Linked DNA regions of Mus musculus: region 1 is linked to region 2. The links are chromatin loops, found by intact Hi-C in ENCODE. Cell type or tissue: heart. All regions are shown on one strand. Links, peaks and the distances in the headings refer to the core of each region. The heading gives the core; the rest is flanking DNA.

Evidence for each region. A loop is a pair of places that touch in the nucleus more often than their neighbours do. Peaks named below come from ENCODE experiments on the same cell type or tissue, not always from the same donor. Only the 100,000 strongest peaks of a DNase experiment are listed, where the experiment ranks them.
Region 1: it touches region 2 in a loop (2.0-fold over the local background); 2 of 42 quality-filtered maps call a loop at or near these places.

What each region holds. Positions count from the first base shown.
Region 1 is chr16:91,842,874-91,854,639 of GRCm38, reverse strand. Itsn1 (intersectin 1 (SH3 domain protein 1A)) reads right to left here. Exons shown (of 39, transcript NM_010587.2): 20 at 5,671-5,918; 21 at 3,675-3,834; 22 at 740-945; 23 at 1-67. Among named protein-coding and RNA genes, the nearest start is that of Gm52262, 56 kb to the left of the region's middle. In heart, for the core only: no CTCF peak of the experiment used is centred there; DNase peaks (open chromatin) are centred at 2,649, 5,239, 5,639, 6,849 and 4 weaker places; H3K27ac peaks cover 2,167 bases.
Region 2 is chr16:91,912,760-91,924,525 of GRCm38, reverse strand. It overlaps Itsn1 (intersectin 1 (SH3 domain protein 1A)), which reads right to left. Exons shown (of 39, transcript NM_010587.2): 39 at 3,947-11,766. Gm25245 (a small nuclear RNA gene) reads left to right here and starts at 3,111; the gene lies at 3,111-3,217. In heart, for the core only: a CTCF peak has its summit at 6,525 (motif pointing right); a DNase peak (open chromatin) is centred at 6,525; H3K4me3 peaks cover 748 bases; H3K27ac peaks cover 2,250 bases.

The DNA.
Region 1 (11,766 bases), core at 2,530-10,529, 70 kb after region 2:
TGGCTTGGCGGCCGGGGAAGCCACTCTCTTTAGACTAGCAGGACTTTCAGTAGGGCCAGTATCGATGCTGTGAGGAGAAAAGAAGAGTATTTTAGTTCTCATCTGAAAATGCCAAAAGACGCTGCCTTCTCTGAAAGCTACGAGTGCACAGCTGCAGCGGTCACCTGCAGTGGGGTTAGAACACAGGAGGGTGCCAGCAGCCACCAGGCTCAGGCTGGGGTTTCTCCCACTTGCTATGCTGGACCCAGAAGCTCAGTGCCAGTCTCCTCAGCATTGACTAGAAGCAACCATGGGGGTATGTCCACTAGCTGTAACCTCTCACAGTCCCCAGGTGGTTCTGGACATCTTTAAATGTTAGAATAACAACCTTGTGGGTTCTCTGCTACATGCAGACACTGATGAAGAAAGCCATTTGTTCATTCTTCCAAATCCATTCATTACTTTCCCAAAGACCTTGATTGTAAGTATTTGTATGTATTTTTGGTACCATACTGGGCATAAAGAGTCCAAACTCTCAAACAGTTCAGGGATTCTTCTACAAGCCAATTGCAGAACATGATTTAAGGCTTCCCTGCCAGGGGAGGTACAGCTCACGAGAAGGCTCACTTTCTGCATTTCATTCATACAGTCTAGTTTTCAGAAGACAGTCAGCCTGCAGCCCCCTGCATGAATCTTAACTAGCACAGACAATAATCTCTAATACTATTTTCATCAAAGAGAAGCAGGTAAATAAAAATACCTTGTGGATTTCCTTACGGGCCCTGAAATGAGTTTCACGTAAGACTTGGGGAACCAACCCTTCTGACCTTGAACTTCTCCAAACCACCACATGTCTTGCTGTTCCAGAACGGTGATGACGTCACTTTTGTTAAAATTTAAGTGGTTGTCTTTTTTGGCTCTCCAGGGATACAGGGCTTGCGCTTGTAGCCCTTCCACCTTTTCACCCTTATGTGGAATGACATAAAGGATCCGTGATTACACCGCAGCTTGCTACCAACCAACACAGCGAGTGCCGAGCACGCGCGCATGCACGCGCACACACACACACACACAGACACAGACACACAGCCATAGAGGACGCTGCCCCAGCTCAGGAGTGCTAGTCACCTTGTGGCTTCTCAGCAACTGCTCATTTCAAAAGTGGAGACAAAAACCGGTCGCCATTCCCAGAGCCCTGTCAGGCTGCACTGCTGCAGCCACACTTGCTCTAAGTCTTTTGTATTTCAAGGTCACGGCTCAGTTTAGGAGTTGACTGCATTTCAATCTGTACGGACACGTGCAAACAGGCCATGCACTGGACTGTGCTTTTTTATTTCCCATAAGTCCAGATACTGTGGGATTATAAGAATGAAGAAAACGTCCTTTCTGCTCTCTCCACATAGTTTGGATAAAACATTTTATTAACCTTGAAGTGCTATAGAAATATTCTCTAGTGAGGAACTTTGTGTGCAAGGAACAGATAGAAACAGCCGCGTGTATCATTGGGTGGAGTGAAACACACTATACAAAACTTCTGCTTCCCAGCAGGACCAGAGAGAAAAGGCCAACCCCTGCCTCGGGACGCCAGGGACAGTTTCACAGGGGAGGAGGCACTTGAGCTGGGCCTTGAAGGGTTTGGAGAGCTAGGGAGGCAGAAGGGCGCTCCAGGCCAAAGGCACAGCACAGGCAAAGGCCCTGAGGTGGCACGCTGAGTGCACAGCACGTGGTCCAGGAGGAGGAGCAGGCTCCGGGGCTGTGGGCAGCCTCGGCTCAGGAAGGGGCGGAGCAGGAGACATGGCTGCAAAGGCAGGCGAGGCGCTTATTATCTGCTTCAGATCATGACAATGACTTAAAGAAATAAACAAACCAAGTCCCACTTCAATTTTCCATAAATGGATAAAGAACAAGAGTTAATGCCCAAGGACAACTGGTCTGTAGCTGCCTGCACTTGCCGGAGCATAACTGGCCAGTAGCTCCCATGAGTGTGCTCTTGACCCCTGACCCTTGCTCTGCGCGGACCCTTACCTCCTTATGCCTAGAACATGGACTCCTCCATTTTAGCCCTAGCATTGCTATTCTCTGTCCACCCCCCTCCCCCCAAGCCCCCCACCGCCCTGTCCGCAGAGATTATGCCTTGTCTAGCCTTTTCAACTAATTCAGGGACTTCCAGGCCAGACTGAAAGGGAAGCGACTTGCTCTGTGCCTCTACAGCTTTTGGGATGTGTCCCAACACCTTTCCTTTCTCTGGGTTGGGTTTCTGAAACAGCCTGAAGTCAGACAAGAACACTGGGGGTGAATCCCAGGCTCTCCACTTGCTAATTTCATGACACTTAAGCAACTGAGAGATTTTTCAGTTTCTACATCTACCAAAGAGATGGCACTCTCCTGAAGACAGTGATGTTCAGTAAAGACCTACACACAGCCTTTGCTGAAACTGCACTAACAGTTCAGAGGCTACAGTCCCAAGACCTCTGGTCTCCAGTGGACAGTACTGCTAGAGACCACTGAATTCAGTTTCCTAGGGAGCCCTCCCTCCTCCCCAGGCAGTTCCTAAGCCTATCTTCCAACAAGGTCGCGAGGGCTTGCTCATCACCCACAGACTGATGGTCACTTTGTCACTCTGTGTCAGTTCTCTCTGCCTCACAAACCAGCAGGCCTCTCAGGGCTCAGCTTCCTCTTACCCCACTGCCATCTGGACTGACCTCACTTCCAACCCCTTCAAGTCACCAAGGGAAGCATTCTCCTTATCCACAGGGGTCTCTTTGCCCTAAGTGGGTTTGGATGACGTGACCACTTCACTCTCCCCCAGGCTCTGGAACCCACTCTTGTCCCCACGCTTCTTGTGCCTCGCGTATAGTGCCTCCTTGGTCACTGTGCTTAAGTGTTGAGTCAGGCAGAGGAGAGGCGCTGCTGCTGAGTTGTCCTCCCACGCGCCCTCACTGCACACTCCTGGGCTCCTGCTGTCTCACGTGAGCCTCTGACCCGAGGGCCCGGGCCTGCTCCGTCTCCCCTCTTCTGTGGTGTGGACACAGGGACTCAGCGGGGTCTAGGCTTCCACACTGAGCACCCTCGGGAGCACTGCTGCTCAGCGGCTCTGATCTTCCTGCCGACCACTTCCTCACATGCCTGGAAGCTCCTCTAATCTAAGCATTTTCAGAACAGAAACTCCCCGTGATTTCCTGGGGCCTCCAGGACGGGCATTTGCTGTTTGTTTGATTGACTGATTTTATTCCTTTATTATCATTACATTAATTAAAGGAGAAATGTTCACAATAACAACCCCTGTGTTTTCAGAAACACTGTTCCTTAGCAGGCCTCCCCATTAGCCTGAAATCAGCCTTCCTTTTCCAGTACAGACTGATGGGGCAGCCAAATGGACTGGCTGTCCCAGAATTCTTGACACACTTCCTGGCTCTCCCCGTGTCAGTTTTCATACCTTTTTAATCTATCAACATTGCAGCTTTGATGACACTTTTTCAATGAAGCTATTCAGATAGACACAGGCAGGAGAGTTTAAGCCCTCTGAACTCTGGGAGGTTTATAATAAGTCTCAACTTTCTGAACTAGGTTCAGCCAGCCGACCCAGCCTCGTAGGAGGAGCCTGCTTGTAAATGACATTGCCAACAATGTCTGCTGGGACTGTTGGTGTGAACGTTAGGTGCAGATCACACTCAGTCTTCGCTAGCTGCCCCTACCTGGCCCAGGACGGGAGATGGGGAGGAGCCAGTGGCTGTGGCTGGGGTAAAGGCTGATCTCTGCCGTAACTGGCCAGCACTAGGTACGGTCAGAGAAGGCTGAGCCGCCCATGTATCCCAGTTGTCCGTTTCTGGCTTCTCGTTTGAGCTGCTGGGCCACCTGGAAGGAAAGGCACGCACCGTAAGCAGTAAGAACTTCTTAGTGTCGCGCATCGCGGGACACCCACAGCCACACAAAGAAGGTGGACTGCTTCACAGAGGAAACAAGACCAGCCCAAATGGTGGTGTCAGGCCTGGGCCTGGAGCCTAGCCCCATGCACAAAGCCCTAGACTCTGTCTCCAGCGACATGCATGGTAGGTGTGGCAGTGCACACCTGTAACTGTAGCAAGATCATGTGATGACTTTGAAGTTAGCCTGAGCTATAGGAGACTCCATTTCAACCAACAAGCACAGTACCAGCGCTGTAACCTAACTGGAACCTCTTTTTAGAATGTCAAGAGCTTTTTAAGCAAAGACCAAGGCAAGTAGGGGTGGTGCGACTGGAGCTCAGGCAGGCTGTCTCTGAAGCAGGCTCCCTCCACAGGGAGGAGTCTTGGGCACCTTCAACCTCAGTCTCAAAGTGCACTGAGAGACCTTGTGATTCCTTGAGCTCTCCCTTTCCACCACGTCTTCCTTCCTTGGTCATTACTCTACCCCCTCTGTTTGTTCCATCTGATCTTTCTCAGAAAACATGACTGGGCTCCTTGACTTCCATGTTTGTTTCTGAAAGATTATTTATTCAACTTGGAAAAAAAAAAAAAAAGAAAACCCTTCCCACTCATACACTCACTGCCCACAGATCAACATCTATTTGGACAGCTGCACGTGCAGGTCCTGGACCTACAAATGGAAGTCTAGGCGGTGGTAAGACACCAAAGCTTTTAAGTTCAGACTCCATTTTAGAGAACTTGACCTAAGTTTGAACTCGGATAAACTAACCTAGCATTAGTTTCCAAGTTACCCCCCCAACAAAATCTGAGCTCCAGTTTCTAGACTCACCCCAATAAGACCTGTGTCTCTAGGTTAATGTCCCCCATCAAATCCAGGTTATTTCCTCAACAAATCTGCACCCTTAGGCTGCAAGCCTGCCTCTGCCTCACAACCACCAATGCAGTGGGAGGCAGAAGTTAAGTTTATGGTTTGACTCCCAGCACCAGCCAAGAATGCTAAAGTATACCTCTCACCTGGGTGCTTGCCAGGCTAGAAACACACACACACACACACACACACACACACACACACACACACACACACACCTTCCCGCCGCTGGCTGCTTTCTATAAAACCTTGCCCCACAGATGGTCTAGGTTCCCCTCCACCAAAGCCGCCCTGCTTGTCAGCAGTGAGCTGAGCCTGAGCTGGAATAAGGTCCAGGTGTGACTGCATCACACTGACTTCTGACTGCTCTTCTGGAGTTTACTAACACTTCCTTGCCACTACAGTGGCTTCACCCATCAATTGCTTACATGCTGTTTGGCGAATGCCATTTCCTGATGACCAAGGACAGAGACCCTCAGAGTGGGCAAGTGGGAGGTACACTTCTCTACACAACACACTTGCTCAGCAGAAACTTTCTGTAGAAACAGCTTTCTGTCTTATTCCGAAACACATGACCGGTTGCAATTTTAGTTCCTGGCTAACAAAATAGCATCATTTCCTAGCCTGCAGGAAATTACTGAATTTTTTGCTGACGGACATGATTGTCAACACGAATTATTAGGAAGTTGTATTTCTCCATTTCTTCCCCCAAATGAAAAATACAGATAATGATGGAACAACTGTAGCTGGCTTCACTTTGCACCCTGGTAAATCTCTGTTTGGCAATGGTATTACTAAATCTAGTTGAGAAGCCAATAACCCTGTTGTCAGTAGGCCAGCTAGAGGAAGGGCCATGAACACACACCCTTTCAAAGAGGAACAACTCAAGACTGCCAAAGACAGCATATTAACACATACGTGGAACTGAAGTCTGCCCAGTTGTTGGGGGTTGTGGAGGGCTCAGAAGAGGTCACTGGCAAAGGAGCAGGGGTCTCACGCAGAGCCAGTTTGGGGGCAGGGGCAGATGTCAGATCGGTCACTGGTTTGGCTGGAGTGGGAACCTCATTTTCTGGAATCTTTTCTGCATAGTTTGCAGGGAACCATCCCGTCTTCCCTTTCAGCTCTCCTCCAAGCCATCCTGGCTCTCCAGTCTGGCTTTCATCCACCTGTGGGAAGTCACAATGTTTCATTTAAATGGAAACAACCAACTGCTGAACACACCAGTCACCCACGACAAAGCCACAGCCTCTGCCCCTGACTGACACATGGCACAGACAGTTCCCGTCTTAGTCTCAGTGCCCATGAAGTGGCAAGCTCCGTAAGCACGCGCGTTCCTACTGACTTTTCTCTCCTGAGCTCCTAATGGGATGAGCTGAAGCACCTCAGCTCAGGTCCTCAGGCATCTACCTCACAGCGTCCACCTGACAGGTCTCATTACTCAGGAAGTCATGCAATTCGTAAAGATAATTTGACTTGGTTTTTATTATTCCAAGCAAGGAGAGCAACCAACCAAAAGCATTCTAAAACCTTCACTATCTAAGCATTTATTCAATATAGAGACAAGGAGGATAAAACCAAAACAGCAGCCACTTAAGAGCTCCACAGATACAAGATGAGGAGATGAACACACAGCATATTCAGAGCTATCACTACTTTAATTCAGTCTCTCAGAGGCTATAATTTTAAAGTCCACAACATTCCACAAGAATAGAGCCTTCTGTTGAAAATGTTCCAAGGGGCCATCTGCTTTGCCGAGTGCAGCCAGTGCTTGTGTCCGTCCTTAGTTCTGCCCCAAAGGATGCATCCAAATGGGCCTCCATATCCTACTGATCCTACAGTTACCTCCCTGGCTTAGGAGCACCTGGAGGTGGCTCTGGAGGACAGAGCTCGCTCAGTCAGAAAGCTGGCTCCAATACTAGAGTCCAGTGAGTCCTATTCTTACGTCTATACATGTGACCTGTAGCTGAGGCCACTGACTTTTCAAACAACCACAGGAACAGGGCAGGTCTAAACATCTGAAGGGCAGCAGGTGCTCCTAACTGCTGGGCCATCTCTCTAAAAGTAACTTAAGGCTGAGGACAGGAAAGGCGGGCCCTCGGGTCATGTGCGGTCAAGGGCGCTGGCTTTGCTTTACAATTTGGTCACTGTTACTGACACTGATACTGGTGCAAGCACGCTTCCCAGTCAACTCCCTCCACTGTCTGCTTCTTCCCTTCGCCAGGCAGTGCCAGCTATTTATAAACTGCTGTGTTCTTCTGCTTGGATTCACTTTGGTGCTGCTCTGAACTCCTGGTTCATGCTTTCTGATGGCGTCATACCACACGCAACTGCTGGGCACTGGAAATGGCGGCTGCTATCCTCCTAAGCACTGAGTAGGTTGGTGGCCAGGCTCGCGACCTCCACCTTAGGACTAAAGTCAGGTGGGAGAGAGTCAGGAGTGTCTCTCAAACAACAAAGCACTGCTGAGTCTGATGAAAAACGGGGCTATGCGTGTAGAGTGCCTCGAATTTAATGCAGGATCTGTAGCTGTAACTGTACAAGGTGGGCAAGTTTAACTTCTGGATGCTGCAGTTTCTTTGTCTATAACATGCCTGTCTTTGTATGGATACATCTTTGTTGTTTTGTTTTCCAGACAGGATCTCTGTGTAGCCATGGCCGTCCTGGAACTCCCTCTGTAGACCAGGCTACCATGGAACTCAAGAAATCTGCCTGCCACTGCCTCCCAAATGCTGGGATTAAGATGTGTGTCACCACTCCTGGCTTCTGATAAGTCTTTGTAATCTGCCGGGCACAAATAAAAGTTTAAAACCACAATTTTATAAAAATCCAACTCTGACTAATACGGTGTTCTCACATCTAGACATTGGTTCTGGTACCTCATTTTAACCTAGTTTACTCTAAACAAGCTTTGGTTCTCTGCTCCGGATGCCTGTCACTTCTGGTTAATCTTGCCAGGGTCATCTCCTGTAGGAACCCATTTAGTATCTGATTACTGCTTTTCTGGAACATTCACTGCCTCAAATGATAACTGCTTGGTATTGCCACGACCTAGGATCTACTGTTATCTCTTTGCCTGGCTAATGAGACTCTGGGCAGACATAAGGAACCAGATCAGAAATCTCGAAGCAATGTCTGACCACACATCTCAAGGAGAGGTCTAGCCCCACCCCACCCAGCCTGCCAGCAGCAAGGACAGAAGTCACAGTGCACCTCCAAGTAGCGTCAAGAGCTAGAGGAGGGGCCCTGAGCTCAGATCCAGCGTCTCCAACAAGAGCTCCCATCTCCAAGGCAACGATGAAATCATCATGGGCTTCACTTTTAGCGGAGGAAACTTACTGCCCTCAGCAACGGCCCAGACATGGTCTCAGGAATGTGAACTTACTCTTGTGGGGTTAGCTCATTTTAACGACTATGATTAAGGACCACAGCAGGCAGCAGGAATTCATTCTTAACACTTAACCACTTGGAAAACAGAGCGTCAACATGAACACGAGACATTTCTTCTTGAGTTTGGAAAACTTTGCCAAAAATGCCAATCTAATTTTGGAAAAAATGTAAGTGTACAACAGGCTGAGTAGGTTAAGCACATACACTCTGTAACACGGCAAGCTATGACGGACTTTCAGACAGAGCATGCTCACCCACTGTGGCTTTTATGAGGGAGTCTCAGGCTTTTTAATGAACAAGCTTAGTCTTAGTTTAATTATCTAACTAGGTCTGTCCCATCAATCCCAGTTTCTCTGGGAGCAATTCTGATACAACATCATGGAATTGAAGCCCAGACCCTAGATTCTGTTGAGCTGGTTTACAAAACAGTACTAACTACACACTGAGTATCGTGCCTGCTGGGCGTGAAAGTCAGATGTGCAGAGCGGTCAGTTCAGATTGAAATCAGCTTGGTTAAAGCTTGGGTTCTAACAGGTCTATGGGCACTGACCGCCATTTCACTAGGAAGCTCTGGCTTTTCTTAAATTTCCAACTTGGTTCCCGGGGAGGTGCTATTACATTTGGCTCTTTAATGACCTCGACTGACATTCCTGTCATTCCCATGCACTACCGTCTTCTTCATCAGGGTGACATTACTGAGGGATGGAAGAGCCTTTAGGAGATGAAGCCCAGCGAGAGAGCTTTAGGCTTGGGGTATGATTTGAAGGCAGACTATGGGACTCTGGGTCCATTCTTCACCCTCTCCTACCCTGGGGTACATTATCCAGCCATCTCTTCAAACTCTTACTTTTTCCGAGACAGGGTTTCTCTGTGTAGCCCTGGCTGTCCTGGAACTCACTCTGTAGACCAGGCTGGCCTCCAACTCAGAAATCCGTCTGCCTCTGCCTCCCAACTGCTGGGATTAAAGGCGTGCGCCACCACTGCCTGGCTCTTATTATTATTTTTTTTAAACTTAAAAAATGTTGTGTGTCTACTTGAGCACAGGCATGCATGCACTCGTGTCCTTGGAGGCTAGGAGATGGTATCAGATCAGTTACAGGTGCTAAGAATTGCCTCTTTACCACTGAATTTGGGTCTTCTGGAAGAGGAGGGAGTGCTCTTAACTACTGAGCGGTTTCTCCGAGCCCTTAACTTCCATTTCTTCAATCGGCTTACAATAACTGGCAGCTTTCCATGCATCCTTCATCTGGGTAACCCTCATCATGCGGACCCCTCACCTTTCCCACCCTACGCCCCGATCCCTGACAACCCTTCACTGCCATCACTCCCCTGCACCCCCTACCATACTTTCATATCACTTACGTCCTGCTAGCCCCTCCCTCAAGGCATCGCTACCCCAGCGACCCCACTGTTTCCTAGTTCTACAACCAGCACAGGAGGAACAAGCAGGGCTGAAGGTCCCAGGCAGGACCCACACTGCAGGAGGACACACAGCTCGCGCCCGCCACAGCTTTGTTTTTATGATGACTTTCACGTTTGTACAGGGACATTTTGCCTGCTTGTCTTCTCTAAGGCAGGGGCCTAGAGGACGGGGACTTTTCCCTTCAGTGTAACTAAGCAAGCCTGCAGAGGTAGTGTGTGAGAGGCTGCAGACAACACAGGAATGCACGAGGCTGGCTCCATAAACCTTTATGTGAAGTGTGCACACCAGGCTCTCACACTGGCAGTGACACGCACACCAACTAGGAAACATGCTGAGCTCTGAGGTAAGACTGTGGGAACCTAAAGAAGGTGGAAGAAGAGGTTTTAAATACTGTATGTATGCATGCTTATTGGTGTTTTGCTGGCATGTATGTCTGTGTGATGGTGTCAGAAGCCCTGGAACTGGAGTTACAGGCAGGCGTGAGCAGCCATGTGGGTGCTGGGAACTCAACCTGCGCTCTCTGGAAGAACAGCCAGTAGTCTTAACCAACGAGCCATCTCTCCAGTCCTCTGGAAAAGGGTTTGGTTTTTTTTTTTTTGTTGTTGTTGTTATTTTATTTGTTTTCCAAGTTAGGGTTTCTCTGTGTAGCCCTGGCTGTCCTGGAAGTCTGTATTTTTTTTTTTTGTCTCCACAAATAGAAAAAGAATGCCACACAGGCGTGAGGACCTGAGTTTGGGTCCCTACAGCCCACATAAAAGCCAGGAGTGGTGGCACAGGCCTGTGACCCCAGTGTGGGGAGGAGGAGGCAGGGTAAGGGCAGCACTTACACGGAACAGCTTTCAGACAAACGACTAGGTAGCTGGTAACAGTGAAAGAAGTCCTGGGACTCGGAAGTGTTTCCTAGACCATTTCAGGGAAGCTCTGGCAGGACAGAGGGGCGGGGCTACATTCCTTAATGGAAGGCCTACAGAGAATTCTAAACTGTGTATCAGAATTGAAAATACCCTGAATGTCTATGGCCTAAGGAAGGCATAGATGAAAGAAAGAGCAGACAGACAGAGCAAGGGAGCGAGCTTCATGTACATAAGAGTGTGGTGGTATATGGGGTGGTCCGCGATGGTGGGGGTGGCAGGGAGCGTGTGGAAGCTGCAGGACAGCTTTGGGGAGCTGACTCTCTCCCTCCAGCTTCCCGTGGTTACAGGAATCAACAGGGAGGGTCAGGCTTGCATGGCACGATCCTTCCCTAAGCCGCTGCTTACTTTCTGGGACTTCCTGAGTAATTTTCACACACCTGATGCTGCCTGGCACCAGCATTCAGATGGCCAGCTGCTGTGTGGTCCTCACGTAAAGCTTAACAAAAATGGCCATGAGTGAAGTCTCTCTCATTGCTCATCCAATTGCTTGGGCAATGCATGGCCGAGTCAACTCCATCCCCTGGGGATGGCCACCTCCACATCAGAAGAGCGGCCATTTATTGCTAAGGCTCTAAGCCTCAGACATGGAGATGATCAGCTAGGCAGCCTCAGTCACAGATCCCACATCACGTCACAGACTTCTTTCCTCTCTAAGTTCCTAGGTTACTGGACAGTCATGGGCAACTTCACCAAGCCTGGGTTCATCCGGTTCTCATGCCTTTTCCAAACTAAATATTTGAATGGCAGACACCATCTTCTATTTCTTTGTATAATCAAACATCAGAATATGGCGACACACAAGAAAGTACATTAAATGGTTAACAATGGAAAAACCGTTTGGGAGCAAATCGGTTTAAAAGCAAAAAGATTCTAAAAGCAAAGTATTTGTAAGGCTCCCCAACCCCTACCTATATCCCAAGGGGAAACACGGTGACTAAGGTGTAAGCTTGCTGTTTTCAAACAAGTTCTGAGGAGTCTGGGAAGCCATGGTCACAGGGCTGACAAAGTGAGTGAGCCTGGGTTTTGCAATGACAAGAGAGCCACAGTCAGCCTGTTGAGCTCCACCGTTCCCATGCTCATGCATCTTAGGTGTGGAGGCAGGACAGCCGAGAGTTTAAGGCCAGCCTGGGCTACATAGTGAGCTTAGGCTAGCCTAAGCTACATGAGACCTTGTGTCAGTCAGTAGGTAAGTAAGAAGGTTTTGTAAGCCAGGAAATCATTCTGATCTCTTGTAAAAGTTGCAAATGTTTCATTTTCAGTTTAATGCACCAAGAACTCCTGGTGTTAGGT
Region 2 (11,766 bases), core at 2,249-10,248:
CTGGCAGCCACCTACCAGAGACCCCCAACAGGGCTACAGCACAAAGGACTCCTCTTCCCCAGGGCCACGAATGCCAGGACATAGTTGGGCTGCTAGCACTTCTAACTCACTGATGACCTGAGGCTGCAGCTAATGACTTGTATAGGCCAGGTCTGGCATGCCTCACCACGTGTTCCAGGTTGCCTTCACCAGCAGCCGGGCAGTCCACACAGGTGGGTTCTTCCAACTGGATCCAGATGAGATGTTGGGATCCAGAGCACCCAGGCTGGGAGCCGGAGCCAGGTGCTGCCAGAGGCACCCTCACCCTGCCGGGGTTCCCTGTTGACACACACACACACACCCAGCCCTTACCACAAGGGAGGACTGATGCAGAGCTGGATCTGCATCCCACACTGCTGGGCTTTTCCCTCCTGGCCGCAGACTCCCCTCCAGCTTGCTCCTGAAAACCCGACAGCCTCCACACTGACTCCGAGGCTCCAGACTGCCTACAGAGGAGCTCACACGCTCTTGGGAATCGGCTCAGCTTCCTCTGGAAGAAGCACATGAATACTGGGATGCTTTGAGCTTTGCAGCTTGAGGTTGCCAGAGATGACCCCAGAGCCTCGTGGAGTACAGCAGCCTGGAACTCTAGATGAGACTGGCCCCGAGTCAGGCAGCCTTGATTGCCTCTCAGGTGCTAAGATTCAGACATCACACACCCAGGTTTACAACAATGCCCTTCCTAACACTCAAACAAAACAGCCTGGTGTATAGCACATCCCGTAATCCCACTCCCCACACTCACAAGACTGAGGCAGGGCGATTATGAGTTTTGATGTCAGCCTGGTTTATGTATCAAAACCCTATCTTTAAAAGCAGAACAAGGCACATGGTGGCACACGCCTTTAATCCCAGCACTCAGGAGATGGGCAGGCAGATCTCTGAGTTCGAAGTTAACCCGTTCTACAGAGTGAGTTCTAACTCAGCGCCAAGTAGGCTCGCAAACACGGGTAACTGCAGCTCCTCCAGCCTCTGCAGGTAAAACGCACTTGTGTGTGCATCCGTGCCCACCCCCCAAACAAGTAAAACTAATAAACTTAAAAATAGATGTCGAAATCAGCCGTTTGGTACTTAGGACAAATTGGGATAAATGGATGTAGCATCAAACAGCCCAGTCCCATGCACTCCTCAGAAACCGAGCTGACAAAGAGAGCAGACAAACCAGACCGGAAGGGTTCTTGACTTGTGCAACTGAACATCCCTGGGTGAGGGGCACAGAATGACATCCATGCTAGGTACCCAGACGAGAATAACACATGAGGACATCACAGGTCTCACACGGAAGCCAGTTGTCCATGCCTGGAACCTCAGGCTTGGGCTGGCGAGGCAGAAAGACCAGGAGTTCAAGGCCAACCTTGGGTGACCCTGCCCAGGAAGAAACGACTTGTGTAGAATCTGTAGGGAGTGTTGGGAGGGTTTGACTCCTGTATTTTTCTGGGCTTGCTGACTCTGCCTTTGGCACCCCGGCTGTTCTCAGCATTTCTCACGCTCTCAGGAATACACAGCACGAGGAGTCTGTCTCCACTACCTGAAGAGGACACAGGAGAGTTGAGAAGGTGGCGGCTGCCTTGTTTGGGTTTTTTTTTTTAGATTTATTTTTGCATCGTTTTTCTTGTACCCCTACAACCTTATCTCTGGGAAACAGACACAAGAAAAGACACCTGTCTTCAGGGCTGTTAGCATCCTGTGTGCAGAGAAGTGAAGGCAGAAAGAAAGAGTTCACCCTGAGCTGGTGAGGTTGGCCGTTCGTGTTTTCATGAACCATGTGATTTAAACCACCCAGGTCAAAACGGCCCCAGAATTGTTTAAGGAGGCTGGCCTTAGGCTCTAGATTCAGGGGCCTGGTTCCTGCCAGTGCTGCCTCTGGTACAAAGAAAGGAGAAAACCCCAGTCACCTTGACCTGAATGGGTAGGTTCACATATAGTTAGATGACAAAGGAGGGTTTCAATATCAAAAATAAAACAAATAACAAAAACCTGTTTTTAAACAAACAGAAGCTGTGTGGTCCTGCATCAGCAAACCTTAGATAAGTGTGGAATTCTGTAATTTATAATAATGTCTAACACATTTTTAGAACTCCATTAATGTTATAAAACAGACAATATAATCTTTTTGTAAGTACTGTTATCTAGCAACAGGCAGGTATCACAATGCCCAGGATGCCTATTAGGAGTGGTCTACTTCTACCACTGGGCAGGGCTGAGAAGGAGCCGCATGCCACCAGCCTCATGGTCCACTACAAAGATCACAAAGGCTAGTTAACCTCACCAGCACTGTGGGGGAGGACCTACGTCCATCCTACCTTCTCTTCTGCACATTCGGAACACCTGGGACAAGGGACAATTGTGTGGGTGATTTATCTTCGCAGCCTATGACCACCCCAGCCCCAAAGACCAGCATTCCAGGAGAGAAGGAAAGAAGTCTCTGGACAAGGGGGCCAGAATTTAGGTGGGTCTGCATGTTGGCCTTCAGAGATCTCTGGATGGCCTGACCTTTGGGACCAGGGACAGTCAGAGAGCACACTGTCATTCCAGCCTTCGCGGAGCCCGGGAAGCTTCCTGCAGTAACGCTACCTGCACCTCTGCAGTCAGGACGTTACTCCCACTTGAGCCTCCAGCATCGTGAAGCCTAGGCTGGCAGTATTAAAAGGCACACAACATGCTGGGAGACGTGCTGGCCTAGTGCTCACACTTCCGAGAGTCCAGGAGCGATCAGTATTCACCCGAGTCACCAGAAGCCAGCTCTTAATTGAGAGGCATTTCTGGTCAGCTGGGTAAGGCTGGACTCACAAGGTCCCCTCTAACTAAAGTCATTTGCGATGCTCTCTCGGGGAGCAGGGGTTAGAGGTGAGGTTAGAACTGTTTCACAAACCCTCCCTGGTTCACTTGAAGCAACATTCAAGGTGGTCAAGTATAGAAGGGCTGTGCCCAGGAGTAGCCTGGACTTTGGATACTTTCCGGGGAAGAGAGTGGAGCAGGGAAGGTAGGCCTCCTGGCTCGGCGTGGGCCTCCAGGAAGTTTCCAGCTGACTGTTCACACCTGAAAACATCTGCGCCTAGAAACCCAAGCTCGTGCTCGCTTCGGCAGCACATATACTAAAATTGGAACGATACAGAGAAGATTAGCATGGCCCCTGCGCAAGGATGACACGCAAATTCGTGAAGGGTTCCATATTTTTGGACCATGATATAGCTGTCTCTTGTGAGACTAGGCCAGGGCCTAGCAAACACAGAAGTGGATGCTCACAGTCAGCTATTGGATGGATCACAGGGCCCCCAATGGAGGAGCTAGAGAAAGTATCCAAGGAGCTAAAGAGATCTGCAACCCTGTAGGTGCAACATTATGAACTAACCAGTACCCCGGAGCTCTTGACTCTAGCTGCATATGTATCAAAAGATGGCCTAGTCGGCCATCACTGGAAAGAGAGGCCCATTGGACAGGCAAACTTTATATGCCCCAGTACAGGGGAACGCCAGGGTCAAAAAATAAGAATGGGTGGGTAGGGGAGTGGGGGGGGGGGACTTTTGGGATAGCATTGGAAATGTAATTGAGGAAAATATGTAATAAAAAAAAAAAAGAAAGAAAAAAAGAAACCCAAGCTCAGCCTTCCTGTGTGCTTCCAAACGGTGAGAGGCTGAAGCCAGCATGTGGCCTCCCCAAATGCGCCTGAATTCTCTGACCATGCCATGTTCCTGACTAGAGCCCATTGTCTGTGGCAGCAGGTCTGGCTGCAGGCAGACTGTTTGTCTCTTCAGAATATGCGTGCATCGTATGAGTTAACATGGTCTCACCCCGGGTCATGGCTACAAGATCTCTTCCATTCTATCATGGCTCCACCCATCTCATCGACCACATATCCCCTGCAAGGCAGAAAAAAAAAATCCACACGTTTGAATTCCTAAACATTCACTTTGGATTTGTTTTTTAATAAAATTTAGATGGGTTGAACCCAAGTGACCTGATCACGCATTTCTACTCCTGGGATATGATTTTAAGTTTCTTCTATAGTTTATGCACTTAAGTTAGATTCCTAAAATACTCTCATATACATACAGAAAAATAATCTCTCGATGAGAAATCACATTTTACAATAACAAGTTAGATATTCAGACTAGAGACTGTTAAGTTTATGCAACATTGAACAGCATAGCCTCTTACATACTGTATACACATATAATCATCATTGCCAAAAACATACAGCAAAGATTTCCTGACGAACCACATACAGAACACAATCTTTTCACATTATGTAGTGGATTTCCGTCTTTTTCCTTTGTTGGAAAATGCACAAAATACAGAAACCCAGGAGCTGTGAGCTGACTGTCAGACACAGGACATTTGGCGGAGGTTTCTCGCCTCTGTACAGATATGTTCACCTATGTTCACCATCGACGTGTGGAATGTTGCAGAGCAGAAGAGCGAAGACAGTACAGCACAGGGGAATGGTAGCCTGCGCCCCTGTGTGCACCGCGGCAGACGGAGGGGCAAGGAGACTTTAGCTTGTGGGCTGCCAAGGACCAGAGCTGAGGCTGACCTCTCAGCTCCATTGACAACAAATGCTCAGTTAAATGCATGTCTTACCATTGAGCATCATTTGAGAGAACGATCTGACAGCAATATTCAGCAAGTAACGCTTAGAGAATGTTAATTGATGAAGGGTATCCAAAATCTTCACTCATTAAAATGGATGCTGGCAGAGTAGTGGTCAGGTCCCTCTAGGGATCATGACCCATTTAAGGTGATTTAAAGCTGAGGCAGGTGAGCCTTCTGTGGGTTTTCCCTTCTCAGTTTCTGTGTTTCTAGTTTTGAAAGAGGGTCTCACGTAGCCCAGACTGGCCTTAAACTCCTGATTCTCCTGCTTCTATCTCTGGAGCGCTGGGATTACAGGAGTGGAATCGGGAAACTCGAGAAAGATTATTGCTCTGCATGTGTGGACATGGGTCCACATCTGCAAACGGCAAACAGAGCCTCAAAGGGCTTGGAGCATCCAACACAACACAGGCTGCACAACAAAGCAACACACACACACACACACACACACACACACACCTTTGAGGAGCGGCTTCCTAACTTCTGGCCTCCCCAGAGCTGTGGGCTTCCAGAATGCAGAGGTTACACACACAGCAGAGCCTTTCTTCTTTGCGAACACCCAAAGACACATGGAGGATCTATCCCGTGAGAGCCCTGCCTCCCAGGAGTAAACTCTCAGACACTTGGCCTCTAGGGCAGAGAGGCATCTGGCTCCGCCCACTCTCTCTCCAGAAAGCAGTATCTAAAGGAACAAAGGACCTCTCGATGTCAGACAGGGACCCTGTGCTCTTCTAGGCTCTTCTCCATTAAAGTAGTTTAGAATCTCCTCTGTGACACCAGAAACCGGGAGACCAACCCTTGAATAGGGAAAGGTTTCATTTCAAAGCAGAAAATTCAACTTTGAAGACTCAAAGGCCCCACTTGATATCCAGAGACACACCCTGGACGGAGACTTGAGAAACCATCAACCTATGTTGACCATTCCCCGTCCATCCAGGGCGCTTCCAGGTGTTAGCCGGGGGTTCGGGCGCTGTAATTATTCTGCACTGTTTGTACTTTTAAGAGATAAAAGAGTAGAGTTTTGAAAAGCACCTCACTTTCTAAGAATGCACGAGGCCCTGGCTTTGATAATTAGCACTGCAAGGAAAGGAAAAGAAAACAAGGGAGGGAGGGGGGAGAGAGGGAGAAGGGACGATGTGTTTCCATCTCAGCTCCGCGCAGCCTGCCAGGGAGACCTTTCCAAAGAAGAAAGACATAACAAGGCCCTCCCTGCTCCATTCACAGTGTAGTCAAGGCCAGCCCCAGGGTGTTGGAGCCCCTCCAAACAGCAGGGCCCAAACTCAGCTCAGTTCTCTGCTGCCCCTGCTGAAATCCCTAATCATTTGGAGCAAGGAGGAGGCCATTTTTATTTTTGCACTTGGTCCACACATTACCAGCTGGTCCTGAATGCAGCTTGGGGAAGGGTAGAGCAAAACATCTCCTGTCTCCTTCAGTGGGACACACAGCCATCCCCCAATGCTTGGTACACACATACACACTCACTCACAGACACACTCCGGGCATCCAAGGGCTGCATCAAACCATTTGCCACTTAAAACGTCCAAAGTCGAAGTCTTCAGGTAGACACCCTGCTATCCTACCAAGTAGGGCTACCCTGTCTCGCAGGGACAGAGGCCTACTTCAGGAAGCCAGTCCTTTTCTGTGGAGAACTGAATTGCAACATTCCCCTCTGAAGGCACAGAAAAGGCAGGGAAGCTGAGGAGGGTCTCTGTCCACCCCAGCAGGCAGGAACGCCATTTCAGTAGGTGCCCAGCGCTGGGTTCACTCACACCTTCCTTCTTTGCTCACGGCTCAGCTGGGAGAGTCGGGGAGCACTACAGTCGGGTTCTAGCCCTGACCCTACCCCCACCCCTCTCACTAGCAAGTTCCACAAGAGCAATGCTGCTGGGATGCAGCAGGGGGCGCCAGCACCTTGACCCTGCCAATAGAACCATCTAGGTAGGAAGAGCCCCACAGTGCGGAAATGGCCACACAAGCCACCACGCTGCCTTTGGCTCCTATTTGTCTAAGGTCCCCACTCTTGTTTTCACCGAGAACAGGAGATAAGACAAGAAAGACAAAAGAGTATAGCCGGGGAGGCAGAAAACCACAGGCGCAGCTCTCGCACAGGATACGGGTACGATGGTTCTAAAAGAAGAAGGGAGGAATTTCCACAGCGTAAAAAGGAGCCTTGGTCACTGGCCAGCTCCCCAGAAATCCCGGAGGGACGCTGGGCAATCTGAAGGCTGACGGAATAAGCCCGCTTCTGAATGAAACTCTCCTCGGTGGACTTCGAACACTAAAATACTCATCACTGTAATAACAGCGAGACTCTAGGCTGCTCCAGAAAACAGAACAGATCCGATTAAAATATAGCATAGGACCTGACACAGCGTAGGGGCAATTCACCCTGAAATAGGACAGCCACACACAGTGCTAGGAGAATTATTTGCCAAAATATAAACTATTAGCTCCTTTTACTAAAGGAACTAGTTAGGTCTGAGTAGAACTGAGTTAGTTGTTTGGTGGAGATAAACACTAATGTTTCCGTACTGAGTTTTCTGTACCTTATCCTTCAAGACATCCCCAGTCCCAACCCCTGTGAGCCACGGCACCAAGAAACAAGTCCAACAATCCCCCTGTCTCCACATCCCCAGCTCTGGTACTACAGCTACGCATGCTGAATCTGGTTTCTTTACGAAAGGGCTGGGGATCAAACTCAGGGCCTCAGGTTTGCCGGGCTAGCACTTTGTCAGCGATCTACCCAGCCACTGAGCAGGAATTTTATGTTATTAAAGTGACTTAAAATTAGATCTACAAGTTGGCTTAAAAGCCACAAAGGAGGTCCCTTCTCTGCCTCCCAGCCCCCAACAGGCGGCCTGGACAGGATAGAGCCCCCCTGAAGGAACAGCATCCTGTCAGCATTGCTCACTGTGTTGCTGTTCCTGACTGCAGTCTGCCCAGGGTGCTGACATAGGAGTTTCAATGCTCTCAACTTAGAGAGCCTGAGATCCTGGCCATCTTTCTCACGGGTTGTATTTTCCTGTGCTTCTCAAGGACAGAACCTTTCCTGGCGCTTACAGACACGAAGTCATTATACACATTAGTGGATCCTTGGGACCACAGGGACCTCGTGCAATGTCCTGTGAGGAAACGGTCTCCGGGACTTTCTCTTCCTCTAGCTCAGCTACTTTCTAGGTATCAGGAAACAGGGAACTGGAAAGAGGAGTCCCTGTGGCAACCAGCCAGTTATTTATTGCAAGTCCAAACTAACAAGAAGTCTTCATTATTTCCTTGAATAGCCCTTCAAAGGACAATGTTCATTAATAGGAGTCATTCAAAAGAGAATGCTATGCCCAAGGGCCTCTGGGAATTTGCCACTCAGAAAGCCGTGATGGTGGGGGCTGGAGAGATGGCTCAGTGGTTAAGAGCACTGACTGCTCTTCTGAAGATCCTGAGTTCAAATCCCAGCAACCACATGGTGGCTCACAACCATCCGTAATGAGATTTGACACCCTCTTCTGGTGTGTCTGTTTTTTAAGTATAATAAATAAATCTTTAAAAAAGAAATAAAAAAGAAAGGAAGCCGTGATGGTTCTAGGGGCTGCTACACTAGAGGTCTAAGTCTCCATGACAAGGAGGGCAGGGGTAAGTCCCATCTTCAGTTTGCGAGTCTCTTCTCCAGAGATGCGGTCCCCTAAACCCCCACGGGGAGTACGTGGCACTGAGTGAGCCCTTACCTTCATAACCTGCGAGGAAGCCTCTTTAACGTTCTCTTTGACCACCTGCCCTGTCTCCCTCCTTCCTCCATCCCTTCTATCCTTACATCCATCCTTCCTTCTTTCTCTCTTCCTTTTTCCTTCCCTCCTTTTTTCTCCTGCATTACCTTGGCCCGGTGACCCTCACACCCCCACGTCCCTGCAGAACAGGGTCCCTTGGCAGGTAGGCAAGCAATGGAGTTGGGAAAAGGTCAGGTGCTGACCCCCCTTTAAAGGAGACTGTGCAGGGGAGGAGCGGGGAGATACAGGGGAGGAGGGGGTGGCATCTTAGGACCCATGTTGGGGACTCCTTACTGTCAATTACTAGTCAGCAAGATTGGGCTCTTCTGAGGAGGTTCCCACCACTCATACAAGCCAGCCTCTGTAGGCCTGCCCAATAAGGCATTCCCTGAAATGTCAGCTTCAATGTGTCTTTGGAGAATAAGGGGGAAACAAAGAAAAACAAGAATTTGGGCCCATGGGGCCAATCCAGGGAAGAGGAGGAGGAGGGGGAGGGAGAGGAGGAAGAGGAGGAGAGGGAGGAGGGGGAGGAGGAAGAGGAGAGGGAGGAGGGGGAGGAGGAAGAGGAGGAGGAACTGTCTCTAACTCTCGTGCATCTGGATTCTGACAGGGTCTAAAAGAGGAAAAGAATCCATCAGAGGTTTGGCTTCTTCCTAGGAATCAGGCCAGGTCCGAACAGCTAGAAACAAAGCCCTTGGGGGTGCAAATCCTCCCTGCGGTCTCAGCTGGCTCAGGTTCTCCACCTGTCAAATGAAAGCCAGAGGGGCCCGTCCATGTGTCCTTGATTAATGGATTCTAGGACACCCTGGACTGTATATGGTCACCAGCTCTCTCCTGCCCAGCTCTCTCCTGCCCAGCAGCTCCTGGGGAGGTAGCTGCTGTCCCACCCTGGAAGACCAACCTGCGATCACCCTTTCCAGACGCCTGTGACCTCGTGACACACGTCTAGAACACACGTTGGCACTGAGTGAAGATAACAGGCAGTATGAGCGGCCCATTGATCCACCTTTTATAAAAATGAAGACAGCTGAGCCCAGCGGGACACACTTGAAATTCCAGCACACGGGAGGCTGAGACAGGAGGACCCTAAGTTCAAGGACATCTTGGGCTATGGAGTCAGGTCCTGTCTGAAAATAAGGAAGAAAGGTTCTTTAGGGAGAGAAGTTTCTTATTTGCTGTCCAATGACAGAGACATATCATTACAAAATTGAACCCAGCACCCTTGCCCAGTTTCTCCAGCATTCCTGCTGACTCTCATCTAGAAGGCTCTCTGTTCCATCGAGGGCAGATCTGGACCTTAATGATTGACATATGTCTCCAAACTCTTGTGGACACAGCAAATCTGGTCCCAAGAGATAAAGCTATCCATCCATCTGCTGGGTGACAAAACATGGACGCTTCCCCAGAGACAAGGACTGACCCTTTGGATCAAGTGGCCCATGAAGGAAGCCCAGTCAGGGGCTTCTGTCCTCAGAGCTCTCGGGATAATTCTCAGGGGTGACTGAGGGTCAGAGCATAGCCAGGCTCCAGGAAAGTGCCTTCCTGAGTGAGAGGAGGTCAGAGTGTGGGAGGTACTGGCAGTGTGGCCCATAGAAGAGGGATGCCTTCAGGGGGTATCTGAACAGCTGGCATCAAGGTGCCAGGTGGTGCAGCCTGGGCAAGCATTTACAAAGCAGACATCTGAGCCTCAGATTCCTCGTTGGCAAGGACCTACCATTTGTAGGAACTGAAGGCTAGCTGGTCAAAAAAGTAGAGTCAAGGAGGAGAGAATCAAGGTTTGAGACTCTGTGTGTCACCCATGGGTCACAATAGGACTCCATCTCAACAGAAACCAGGAGTCACAGCTGGGTCTGAGGGTCAGCCCAGCTCATCCAGAAATACAATTAATCACAACAAATGACACCAATCCAGATCTGTCACCCCTCAGGACAACCCAGGGGTGTCTAGTAGGGTCACCTGGGGGAAAGACTCACAGACTGCATTCACATACTACAATCATGGGGTGCTTGCTATGAGTAGGTAACCCAGAACCTATGGGGTCACCATGCATGCCTCATCCTTCCTACAGGAACACTGATGTTCAACATCATGTTCATGTTCAACTTGGAAGGGGGAGGGGAAGGGATTGTAATGGTGACCCTATACTGGCCATTTGCACACAGAATGTCTGTGTTTCACAGTATGGGAGCATGTCCTTTATCAACATGCCGAACAAAGCCCCCCTGGTTCCAGAACCAAGAAACCATGGGTCACAGATCTAGTTATAGGTATCATTTAAAACAGTTTCTTAACAACAACAGAAACATGAATGTGTAGTGTTTTGATAGTGTTTTCTGCTGGGAAAGTGGTAAGCCAACGCATGCTCGAAGTTAAAGTCTACCTCATGTTCAGCTGAAAGCTGCTACCTGAAGAGTTTATTGGCTTGTTTCAAAAAATAGGTGTGTCTGTTGTTCTTGATACAAAAGTCAACACTATCTTCAATAAATAAACTCTAAGTGCTTCTTGGAAGTATGAAATGTAAACTGTTGTCCTTTGCCCCATACACGTTTTGAGAAATCACTTGAAACACACACACACACACACACACACACACGGAGAGGGACCTTCTGGGGTCACATGGAGCATTCAGATTTCAGCAGAGTGGCTATTCTGTCACCGAGACACTACCATTTACAAAGTACTTCTAGAAACCTAGTTAAAATCTGAGAACCTACCATAAAAAGGAACACCACCCAACACAGGAGAGCCTGAGCCCAGGAGCCTGAGACATGCAAAGGCCAGGCCACCCAACACAGGAAAGCCTGAGCCCAGGAGCCTGAGACATGCAAAGGCCAGGCCATGACCACAGACTGGAGATGCAAACGAGGGACCAAAACAGCCTGCACTTCTCACTAGCAAATCAAGTTATCTAGATAACCAGCCTATCTTTTAGCATTTAAGGGAGAGAAAACCCAAAGAACTCAGACAAAAAAGCCTGGCCTATGGTCATACACTCCTGATTCTCGCAAAAAGTGCGTGTGTTCCTATGACTAAGAGGTTGTTGTATGCCCAGGAGCATCGCCCATTTTCCCACCCCACATGTGGGGCTCACGGGTTCCCAAAGGTCTTTCCCTCAAACCAGTAATGGATTTTCTTAGCGTTTCTCCACACTACCTATTCTATCTTGAATTCTTTCTTTTTTGAACTTCATCCATCTAAGGCATGACTTCCTGGTGTGGTGGGGTTTGGGGGTGCGGTGACCACTAAGGATTGTTGTTGTTACTTCTCACAAGTCTTTCAAGCACAGAATGGGCTCAGACAGGACTGGTCTCCAGACAGAACTTCTCATGAAACATTCCAGGGTCTCCAAGCCCAAAGAGGATGCTCTGACAATAACCAA